Regions from separate parts of the Homo sapiens genome. Here region 1 is linked to region 2. Evidence: chromatin loops called from intact Hi-C (ENCODE). Cell type or tissue: adrenal gland. All regions are shown on one strand. Each heading gives the region's core, and the rest is flanking DNA. Links, peaks and the distances in the headings are about the cores only. Region 1 overlaps LOC102724960 (a long non-coding RNA gene). Region 2 overlaps PLXNC1 (plexin C1).

Evidence for each region. Hi-C counts contacts between places; a loop is a spot of excess contacts. Peaks named below come from ENCODE experiments on the same cell type or tissue, not always from the same donor. Only the 100,000 strongest peaks of a DNase experiment are listed, where the experiment ranks them.
Region 1: it touches region 2 in a loop (2.2-fold over the local background); 3 of 110 quality-filtered maps call a loop at or near these places.

The regions. Positions count from the first base shown.
Region 1 is chr12:94,523,001-94,528,376 of GRCh38, reverse strand. All of the region lies in intron 2 of LOC102724960 (a long non-coding RNA gene), which reads right to left. Among named protein-coding and RNA genes, the nearest start is that of LNCHR1, 29 kb to the right of the region's middle. In adrenal gland, for the core only: no CTCF peak of the experiment used is centred there; no DNase peak of the experiment used is centred there.
Region 2 is chr12:94,283,285-94,288,660 of GRCh38, reverse strand. All of the region lies in intron 23 of PLXNC1 (plexin C1), which reads right to left. It also overlaps a transcript of CEP83 not described here. Among named protein-coding and RNA genes, the nearest start is that of PLXNC1-AS1, 110 kb to the right of the region's middle. In adrenal gland, for the core only: no CTCF peak of the experiment used is centred there; DNase peaks (open chromatin) are centred at 1,490, 2,980 and 3,380.

The DNA of each region.
Region 1 (5,376 bases), core at 329-5,328, 240 kb before region 2:
TGGGGAGCGGGGGAGCGGGTTATTTTGGATGGAGTTTCTCCTTGTTGCCCAGGCTGGAATGCAATGGCGCGATCTCGGCTCACTGCAACTGGGTGAACTCCGCCTCCTGGGTTCAAGCAATTCTCCTTCCTCAACCTCCCAAGTAGCTGGGATTACAGGCATGCACCACTATGCCTGGCTAATTTTTGTATTATTAGTAGAGACGGGGTTTCACCATGTTGACCAGGCTGGTCTTGAACACCTGACCTCAGGTAATCCACCCGCCTCGGCCTCCCAGAGTGCTGGGATTACAGGTGTGAGCCACTGTGCCTGGCCCTCCCCAGTTTTTTACCATTAGATTGTCCTCCAATCATACTTCTGCACGACTGTCCATACAAATACACAAATATTCCTAATTCTTCAGGTTTTTATTTCTGAAGGCTCCTGTGTTACATAACATTTATATTAAATAAATATGTTCTGCTGGCTGTGTATAGTGGCTCATGCCTGTAATCCCATCACTTTGGGAGGCTGAGATGGGAGGATCGCTTGAGCCCAGGAGTTCAAGACCATCCTGGATAAAATGGCAAAACTCTGTCTCTATAAAAAAAAAAAAAAATACAAAAATTTGGCCAAGCGTGGTGGCTCACGTGCTGTAATCCCAGCACTTTGAGAGGCCAAGGTGGGTGGATCACTTGAGGTCAGGAGTTTGAGACCAGCTTGGCCGGCATGTTGAAACTCTGTCTCTACTAAAAATACAAAAAAGGTAGCTGGGCGTGGTGGCTTGTGCCTATAATCCCAGCTACTTGGGAGGCTGAAGCAGGAAAATCACTTGAACCCAGGAGGTGGAGGTTGCAGTGAGCCAAGATTATACCACTGCACTTCAGCCTGGGCAACAGAGCAACACCTTGTCTCAAAAACAGAAACAAAAATTTGCTGGATGCGGTGGCACATACCTGTAGTCCCAGCTACTTGGGAGGCTGAGGTGGGAAGATTGCTTGAGCCCAGTAGGTGGAGGCTTCAGTGAGCCATGATCTCGTCACTGCACTTAAGCCTGGGTGACAGAGTGAGACCCTATCTCAAAAAAAAAAAAAAAAAAAAAAATTATGCTTCTCTCTTGTTAATGCATCTTTTGTTATGAGAGTGTCAGCCATGAACCTAGCAATGGGTGAGGAAAAGATACCACTTTTTCTCTCTTATGCTTCACATCCCTCAATTTCTGATGGATAAAAGAGAGGTATAAGAGATAAAAGAATGAAATATAAAAGAATGAAATCGTAAAAGAAAACTTAAGTACATATTTATCAGACCTTGGGGACTGGGAAAGAATTTTACAAATATAAAAACGATAAAGAAATCACATAGGAAAAAATGACAAATTTGAATATATCAAAATTTTAAATGTATACCAAAAACAACACAAATTCAATCAAAAGGTATGGTAGTAACAGGGTCCACTAATCCCCATTGCACCAGTGGACAGCAAGCCAACAGCCAGCGTGTGAGTGAGACCATCTTAGACCAACCTTTCCCCAGCCATGGCACTAGCTGACCCACGCACGTGAATGAGCCCAGCTGAGATCAGCCAAGCCTGATCCAAGTTATCAGATATGGCCTGCTGCTCCATTGACTTGTAAGCAATAGTAACTTTTTTGTTGTTGTTTAGAACACTAAGTTTTAAGGGGATTTGTTATGCAGAATTAGAAAAATGATACAAAAGAGAAATGACAAATTGGAGTAAATATGTGTAAGAAATAGGAACAATAAAGATGAAAATCTTTAATATGAAATGAAGTCTTGTAAATTAAAAGGAAAAACACCAACTGCCACAATGAAATGAATAAAAGACATAAGCAGTCAAGTCATTAAGGAAGAAAGACAAATAACTAATAAGTGAATGTAAAAGTATTAAAGCTCACACAAAAAAAAAGAGGTGCAATTTAAACATTAAATGACACTAAGATATTTTTTACTTATTAAATTAACAGTTTAAATTAGCAATTAAAAAATGTTCAGTAATGAAGGGCACTCTCTTATGTATGGGTGGAAGTCTAATTAACAAACCATTTCTGGAAAATAATTTAGCAAGACTTAGAAAATGGCTTTGGGGCAGATGCAGTTGGTTGGTGTGGAGTACTGAATCATTATTCTCAATTCCTTGTTGCTGCCTATATCCGTGCTGTTTTCATGATTTTGTAGTTCCTCCCACTAGAAGAAGAGTCTATTTTCTTGCATATTGATGTGGTGGTTGGCCTTGTGGCTGTTTTTGGCCAGTGGAAAGTTAACAAATGTGTGCTGCACACAGAGGTTTAAACATCCTCTGGTGTCAAGTTTGTTCTGTTGCATTTCTCCCTTTACCACAAAAAGAGCTTCCCCTATGTAGTCCTGCCCCTTCAACATGGGCTCTAGAGTGAAAACGTGGGTTTGGGAAGTTGGAATGGTGGTGGCAGAATTGCTCTTGAAACTTTCCTAATTCTCACATAAAAATAGCCGGAACAAGCTCATAGCAAAACCAAAAATCTGCAGACATTTCCAACCAAACCAAATGAGAAGGTATCCCTTTGAACCCTGAAAATAGAAGCAGGCAAGAATAAATAATTGATAGTCACAAGACCTGCATGGCATCCTCATCTGGGCAGGAGAAAGCAGAGGAGAGTAATGAGGCATTTAACAAACCTGAGAACAGGAAACCCCTAAAATATACTACAGGTATTCACTGGAAGGCTCAGCAGGCCAATTTTGGAAGAGTAGCTGAAACGGTTTTGCCTATTCCAATTTGCTGGTGAGAGCAGTGGGGAGCCCTTCAGTGAGGTCTGAAAGGTATGGAGAAGTCCGGCCCCTGTGAACTCTCAAAACCCACCAGGTAGGAATCTCTTTTAGGACAGGTTTGTTCCCTAAAGATACTACTGGGACTAGAATTAAAATTGAACAGAATAGGCATTACAGAGATGAAGGAAAGAAGGTAGACAAAAGTGATGAGAATCTCCAGGAAACCTTATAAAGCAAGCTGCTTTTTTTTTTTTTTTTGCACTACATGAAACACAGCAGAATAGGTAATTTTGTAAAGTTGTAACAGTTATTCTGAACAAAGCCTCAATCTAAAAGCTCAAGAAACCTAAATCCATATAAAAATAAGCAACAATAAAGTATTGCGGTCAAACCTCATGCAAAGTTATTGTAAGGAAAATGAGAATAGAGCAAAATAATATCCCTACAGGTAATGAAAGCAGATCAGAAAGATTTGCTTTAAAAAGAAAAATGCAACTATAATGCTCTATTTCAAAATAAGCTGGAAGACATTAAGAAAATGATACAAAACATGAAAGAACAACATAATCAGAATTAGGAAAACTCAGAAGTGAAGTGACAGAACTCAAGAAAAATATAAAAATAAAATAAATGAAGACTCAACTATAAGGGACCCAGTAAATAAACATAGGAGACAATGCCTTAAGAGAAACAGAAGGTAAAAGTAAGGAAAATATTTAAAAAATCAAAAAGAACCTAAGAGAGAGAGAAAGATTGAGGAACAATACAGCTATTGAATGAATATAGGCAAAGAACCAACATGTGGATAACAAAAGTGTCTGAATAAGAAAACCAAAGCAAGAAAATCAAATATTAAGTGTTATAATTCAAGAAAGAAATTTTAAATAAAATAGATTTGAAGGTACGTATTAAAAGAGACTATGGGCTGGGCGCGGTGGCTCACGCCTGGAATCCTAGCACTTTGGGAGGCCAAGGCAGGTGAATCTTCTGAGGTCAAGAGTTTGAGCCCACCTGGCCAACATGGTGAAACCCCATCTCTCCTAAAGATATGAAAATTAGCTGAGTGTGGTGGTGCATGCCTGTAATCTCAGCTACTTGGGAGGCTGAGGCAGGAGAATTGCTTGAACCTGGGAGGCAGAGGTTGCAGTGAGCCAAGATCATGCCACTGCACTCCAGCCTGGGCAACAGAGTGAGATTTTATCAAGAAAGAAAGAGAAAGAGAGAGAGAGAGAGAGAGAGAGAGAGAGAGGAAGGAAAGGAAGGAAGGAAGGAAGGAAGGAAAGAAGGAAAGAAAGAAAGAAGAAGGGAGGATGGAAGGGGACTTCCATATGAGAATAGTGAACCTGAATGACCAATACTAAGACATATTCTAGTAAAATTTCTGGATTTTAAAGAAAAAGGAAAAAAAATCTTTAAGTATCTAGGCAAAAACAACATGAGGTTATAAGGGAAGGAAGATTTTTATTAGACTTTTTGATTATTATTAGACTTTTGGTGTCAGAAGAAAATGGAATAGCACACTTAGGACTCTCAAGGAAAGACATATAACTCTTTAAGTATAAAGGGCACAGAGAAGCTGTTATGAACATGCAAAAACTCAGGGAATATTGTTCCTATGCGTACTTCCTGAGGAACCTGTTACAGAATAAGCTTTAGACAACCAAAGTGACTAGACAGTCTCTGGTATAAGGACTGATGGTAAGTATTAAATATATAGGTACTTGTAGATGAAGACTAAATGAGAGTAAAAAGGGAAAGAATAATATGTGATGATTATGTGCCTTGACAATGTAGATCGAGTATAACTTTAAAAAATGAGGCAAGAGTGGGAATAAGGTATGAAAAAGTTTAAAAAAATGTCAGTAGTCATAATTTGTAATGGTTATTGTAAGTATTGTTATTTTGAAACTCTTCTGTATATAATGTAGGATAAAGTAAATGAGCAGTTATGGAATATTCCATCACTTCTCCTGTTCTAAGAACCAGAACCAGGATTCTTGGTGTGGAAGAAGGAGTTGCAGAGACAATATAAAAGAAGTTAAGGGCCCAGGCATGGTGGCTCATGCCTGTAATTCTACCACTTTGGGAGGCTGAGGCGAGAGGATTATTTGAGCTCAGGAGTTCAAGACCAGCCAGGGCAACATAGCGAGACACTCTCTCTATAAGAAACACAAACAAAAAAAATGTTAAGGCATAGCACTGTAGACTTGAGTGTGAATTAGAAATATCGCTGTCAAGTCATGAAATGTTTTTTACCTTCAAAATATATTCTCTAGTTCTGTTTACTAAAATAGCCCCCATATATTGACAAGTCTACCAAGTAACATAGGGCATCCCTGGAGCCCAGCTTGTGATAAAGAAATTACACTTTTCACTAAAAGAAAACCAGAGCTTCTTGGATAAATGACTGATTCCAAACCTGTGGCAAAAAAAAGTACAAACTAGGCTGGGCATGGTGGCTCACGCTTGTAATCCCAGCACTTTGGGAGGCCAAGGCGGGAGGATCACTTAAGTCAGGAGTTCGAGACCCACCTTGCCAACATGGTGAAACCCTGTCTCTACTAAAAATATGAAAATTAGCTGGGCGTAGTGGTGCGCACCTGTAGTCCCAGCTACCCAGGAGGTTGA
Region 2 (5,376 bases), core at 201-5,200:
CCTTCAGCACAGGGGTTCACCAGTGCATTGGAAGGGGCCGTCAGAACATCCTCCACAGGCTGGTCAAATCACACAGAAGGTTCTGGACATCCAGGGGAGGGCTTACAGGATGCTGGAAACCAGAGAAAATGCCACAGGGCTCCTGCTTCTCTCTTGTTTACTTGAAATTAACCTCCAGGCCACTAGCCAGCTCCTTCTGCGGCCTATTAGTGATAGCCCTGAGACTGTCTTCCTCCTGAGGGAGTTGGGCCACCAAGAATGTGTGGGAAACTGCGAAGACCTGAACACTTAAGACTCAAGAGTGATCCTGTTGGGTTGGAGTTGTCAGAGCCCAGATGCCTGAGAGAGGCCCCCTTTGGATGAAGGTAACTGTCATCTTCACGGACTGCTGGCCAAAAAGAGGGTTAAAGTAGAAGTAGGGAAGCATTTTGATAAACTCACAGACACGAGATTCACCCTGGGATTTTAAGAGAAGTTACCCTTTATGAATTTGACATCAGAGAATGTAACTACCAGGATTTCTCCTCAATCAGGCCCAGCTCTCTAGCCAGGCTGCCTCGGAGGTTAGGAGCATGGGCTGAAAGCCTGGATCTGGGGGAAGGTATCCCTCAGGCCCTGCGCAGAGCCACAGTCTCTAGAGTGGTTATTTCGCCTGCTTTCAAGCCTTGAGGCATCAGTGAAGGAACTCTGTGACTCTGGCCAAGTTTCTTAGCCTCCCTGGGCCTCAGAATGGGGCTGATAGTATTCACCTCATGGAGCGGTAAAGAAGACGGAAAGAGCTGCTGTTGGTCAAAGCCCTAGAACAGTACCCAGTACACAAGAAGCATTATACGTGTTTGTTAAATGAATATCTAAAGACATTCACACTGCAACAGACCTTTAGCGATTGTCCAGTCCCTTTTAGTGTCACAGATGATGGACTTGACCAGAAGCATTGCTGACCTTACTTAACAGACCCTTTGGGGCATTCCTATGAGCTTTAAATATCTTTTGAATTACAAATTTGTTAGCAGTGACCACTTCTGCATTAGTACACATCTGTTAATGAAAGCGGTTAAACAACATTTCTGCCTCTCAAAACCTTGCAGCTCAGAACTCGAAGTGTAATCTTTAGAGAAAATTTCCTGCCCAACACCTGTCCTGCACACTCGCCACTACTCCATAGCAGGGTGCGGGTGCAATAACTCGGCCCAGCCAAAGGTCACAGCAGGGTGCGAGTGAGAGGAAGAAGGCTGGACTCCAGAGAAACCACCCTGCCACAGTCCTAGGGGACGAGTGTGCCCCACTCCCTGAACATGCAGGTGCACATGCCCCAGACCCTGTTGGCACCAGAGCAAAGCACAGTCCCCTTCATAGTCAACGCACACAGAATGACATCCAGTTAAGGAAGCGCACCGGGAGGGTTTAATTATAGGGGAGAAAGACTCCTCTGGCTTCATGTGTAAAGACACGCTTAACCCTTTGTCTGCACAGGACAGAATGACACTGGAACAGAAATGCACCCTCCTCTGTGTTCATCAGATGGAAAATGGGAGTAAGGAAAGCACCTGCCTCCCAGGGTTTTTGTGGACATTAATTGAACTAATGCATGTGAGCAGTGCCAGGCACTGGCTGCCATGGTTATTGTCATGGAAAGCAATTCCCCGGTGCTGGGGGTTGCCAAGGGTGTCAGCCAGTAGGTGACAGGGCCCTGCCAGCAATGTGGGGCTCTGGGGGCTGCATCTAGTCCATGAGATGCTATATTTTTGTCATGCCCTCAAATCCCCTCTAGAAACCTGTTCTTCAAATGTGCTGAGAGTAAATCATTCAGACGAGACCAGCTACACTCTGTTTGCCCTAAGGACAGACAAGGAAAGAAGAAACAGGCTGGCTCTCCAACAGCAGGGACTTTGTTTAGATAGTAGGAGGAACTGGCCGTCACTACAGATTAACTTTAAAACCTAACTAATGTGGACTAATTGGAGGGAGGTGAGTCTGATTCACTTAAAACTCTGAATTAGACCCTATTTTTAAATGAATTTTTTTTTTTTTTTTTTTTTTTTTTGCTTTTAAGCACATACAGTGACTCAAACTAGGGTGCTTTAGTAAATGAATAAGAGTGATAATTAGCATCTTGTCTCTTTGGAGGGAAATGCTAGTGCTCAAGAGAAAATTTTTTCTTTAACAAAAGGGTAAAAGCAAACTTCAGCCCAGCCCTGTCAAATTACTCCCAAATGTTGAGTCTGCGGAGGCGCTGCTTAATCAAATATAGATGTAGGTGGCTGAGGGTGGTGGGGGATGATTTTCTCCAAGCAGCCTTTAAAAAACAGGGCTTTTGAGATGGTCCAGGCATAGAGAACATGGAGCCCAATGACCTCCCGTTTCCTTCAGGCTCTCTGGTTTATTTGCCTTATGGCTTAGCTTTTTAAACATAAGGAGAATCCTTTAAGCCTTCATGTCCTAGGCTTGTCATTTATTACCACCATGCAGCAACACTGGGGTATGAGGCCAATAAATCATTTGGACGGGAAGTGACTACAGGCCGGATTAATTTCATTATCATCCTTAAGCAGATAGGTGTCTAGCACGGCCGATGTCTGCAGTGAAGACTGATGTTCTATCTCTCCCGACAGGCCTTCACCTTGCCTTGCAGACAGCTGTGGTGGTTCTTCATTCTCCCTGCTGGAGAGACTTGCCCTGCCTCCTCCTATTAATGGCAGTGGGTAGCCCCATCCCCTGCCTCTGCGGCCCACCCCATGCCCCACAGTGGCCAAGGGATGCTGAGAAGCCTGGCAGGGGAGGCACAGCTGAGCAAGACAAGAACTCCAGTCAACAGCACCAGAGGAGGGCCTTGGAGTCTGTGTCCCCTCCTAACTCATCAAGACAAGCCTGCCACCCAGACACAGGGAGAGGTGCTGGCTTGCAGGTCTAGAACCCTGAACTGATGCCATGATAAGCACTTCCACCCAGCAGGGCAGCATCTCTGACTCCGATCTCCTCCTGGCCATTACCTTCCCTCTGGGGCCGTGTTTTTCCAAATACAGCCAAAGATGCCCCTTATTCCTGAGCCCAAGAATGCACACTTTTAGAAAACTCCCTGGGGATTTTTACAAACTCCAAAAGCTAAGAACGACTGCTCTTGGCAAGATGATTCCAGGGTTGGCAAGTCTGAGCTATAGGAGAGTGAGCACGGGGCAAGTTGCTAGCCTGCAGCTTTCTCTGCTAGACTCCCTACAGCAATGCCACAGGGGCAGCACCTCAGTCATCACCCAACGCAACCACTTTCAAACTGGGTGACCCACTCAGCCAAAAAGCCCAAGGATGGGTGTTCTCTGTCCCTGGCCATTGTCTAAGAAGCTCTGCTCGGGAACAGTCTCACTTCTTCCTGGGCAAGGGGAGAATCTGGCAGAGTCCTAGGTCCTTCCTGGTGCAGACCTGTCACCCTGGGACTGTACAGCCATGAAAAACAGGGGGTCCCTACCCTCCCGGTGTGCTGGGAAGCTGCTCCTCCTCCTGTCTTCTCTAGGAAAGCACCTGCCTCCAGGCATCTGCACAGTCATCCCCAACTGATATCTTTGACCCCACCCTCATCTTACTATCCCTCCCATCCACGTGACTTGTGGTGTCCTCCTCCTGAGCATCTGATTCCATTTGTGTGTCTCTGTGTCTGTCCAGAGCCACTGCATTATTGCTGGACAGCACCAATCCTCACCAGAAATCCACAGCTTCTAATGGGGCTATTTCCAGGTTTGCACCCCTTCTATCTACATCTCACACACAGCCCCACTCATTTTCTGAAATACTAACCTCCCTGCTTCAGGACCTCCCATGGCTTCCCACTGTTCTTGGGATAAGACTCAGAACTCCTGAAGAGGCTGCCCCCATCTGTGTGATCTGCATCTTCCCTGCTTGCCTCCCTACCCCTACATCTTGTAAGAGGCCACAGCATGGACTGGTTCAGCCACAGACCCTACAGCCAACTATCCAGGTCCGAATCTGGCCCTGCCACTGACTAGCTGTTACCAGACCTCCCAGAGCCTCATCGTACCCATCTATAAAGTGGGGTTAATAATAGTACCTATCTCGTAGGACTGCTATAGGATAGAATGGGGCGAAATACTGAAATCGCCATTGCAAAACTATAACAGTGAAAGACATCTGAAAGGTGAACAGTGAAAAACATCTGAAACAAACCTTTCAGATGCCTTTCACTGTTATAAGACGGTGAAGCAGATGTGTTAGAAGACAGTGAAGAGATCTGACCTAACCAACTCCATCTTGCTTCTAACCTCCAAGCTGCTCTTGCTCATTTCTGGATGTAGACTGAACTAACTTTGGGAGGAACTTACAGTTTAAAACAAAGACAACAACAGCCCTTTCCCAAAACCACCTTCTTGCCTGGGGACTAGATTGCCTTCATAGGACTAACAAATTAGCCACAAGATTGGGATTGTGGTTTAGGAATCATGCAGCTGGAGGCTACAAGATTCTGACTCTCCCCAAATTGCTCCTGGGGATAAAATCACTATTGTAAAACCTAAGACCAGTGCTTGAGATATTTTGCAAACCCTGCTTTTTTTTTTTTTTTTTTTTTCCCCTGACATGGAGTCTTGCTCTGTCGCACAGGCTGGAGTGCCATGGCACCATCTCAGCTCACTGCAACCTCCGCCTCCCGGGTTCAAGCAATTCTCCTGCCTCAGCCTCCCAAGTAGCTGGGATTACAGATGTGCACCACCATGCCCGGCTAATTTTTTTGTATTTTTAGAGACAGCGTTTTACCGTGTTGGCCAGGCTGGTGTTGGACTCCTGACCTCAGGTGATCCACCCACCTCAGCCTCCCGAAGTGCTGGGATTACAGGCGTGAGCCACCACGCCTGGCCCAGACCCTGCTCTTGATGGATCAGCTGGTACCACCCAGATTAATAAACTGGCTCATCTGATCTTGTGGCCCCCACCCCAGGAACTGACTCAGTGCAAGAAGACAGCTTTGACTTCCTATGATTTCATCTCTGACCTGACCAATCAGCACTCCTGGCTCACTGGCTTCCCCCAACCCACCAAGTTGTCCTTAAAAACTCTCATCCCTGAACGCTCAGGGAGACTGATTTGAGTAATAATAAAACTCCCGTCTCCCGTACAGCCAAATTACTTTATCTCAATTCCTGTCTTGATAAATCAGCTCTGTCTAGGCAATGGGGAAGGTGAACCTGTTGGGCAGTTACATTACAGGGACATGCTGGAAATAGTACCTGGTGTGGTGTAAGTACTTCATAAGCACTGACTATAATCAGCTGTCACTGCCCTCCTTCCCCCTCTCCATTGCCCCTCTCAAGTTTTGACTAGTCTAACACGCATGCTCTCCCTTCCCTGCTGGATGTGCCTGCACCCTAGCCCAGT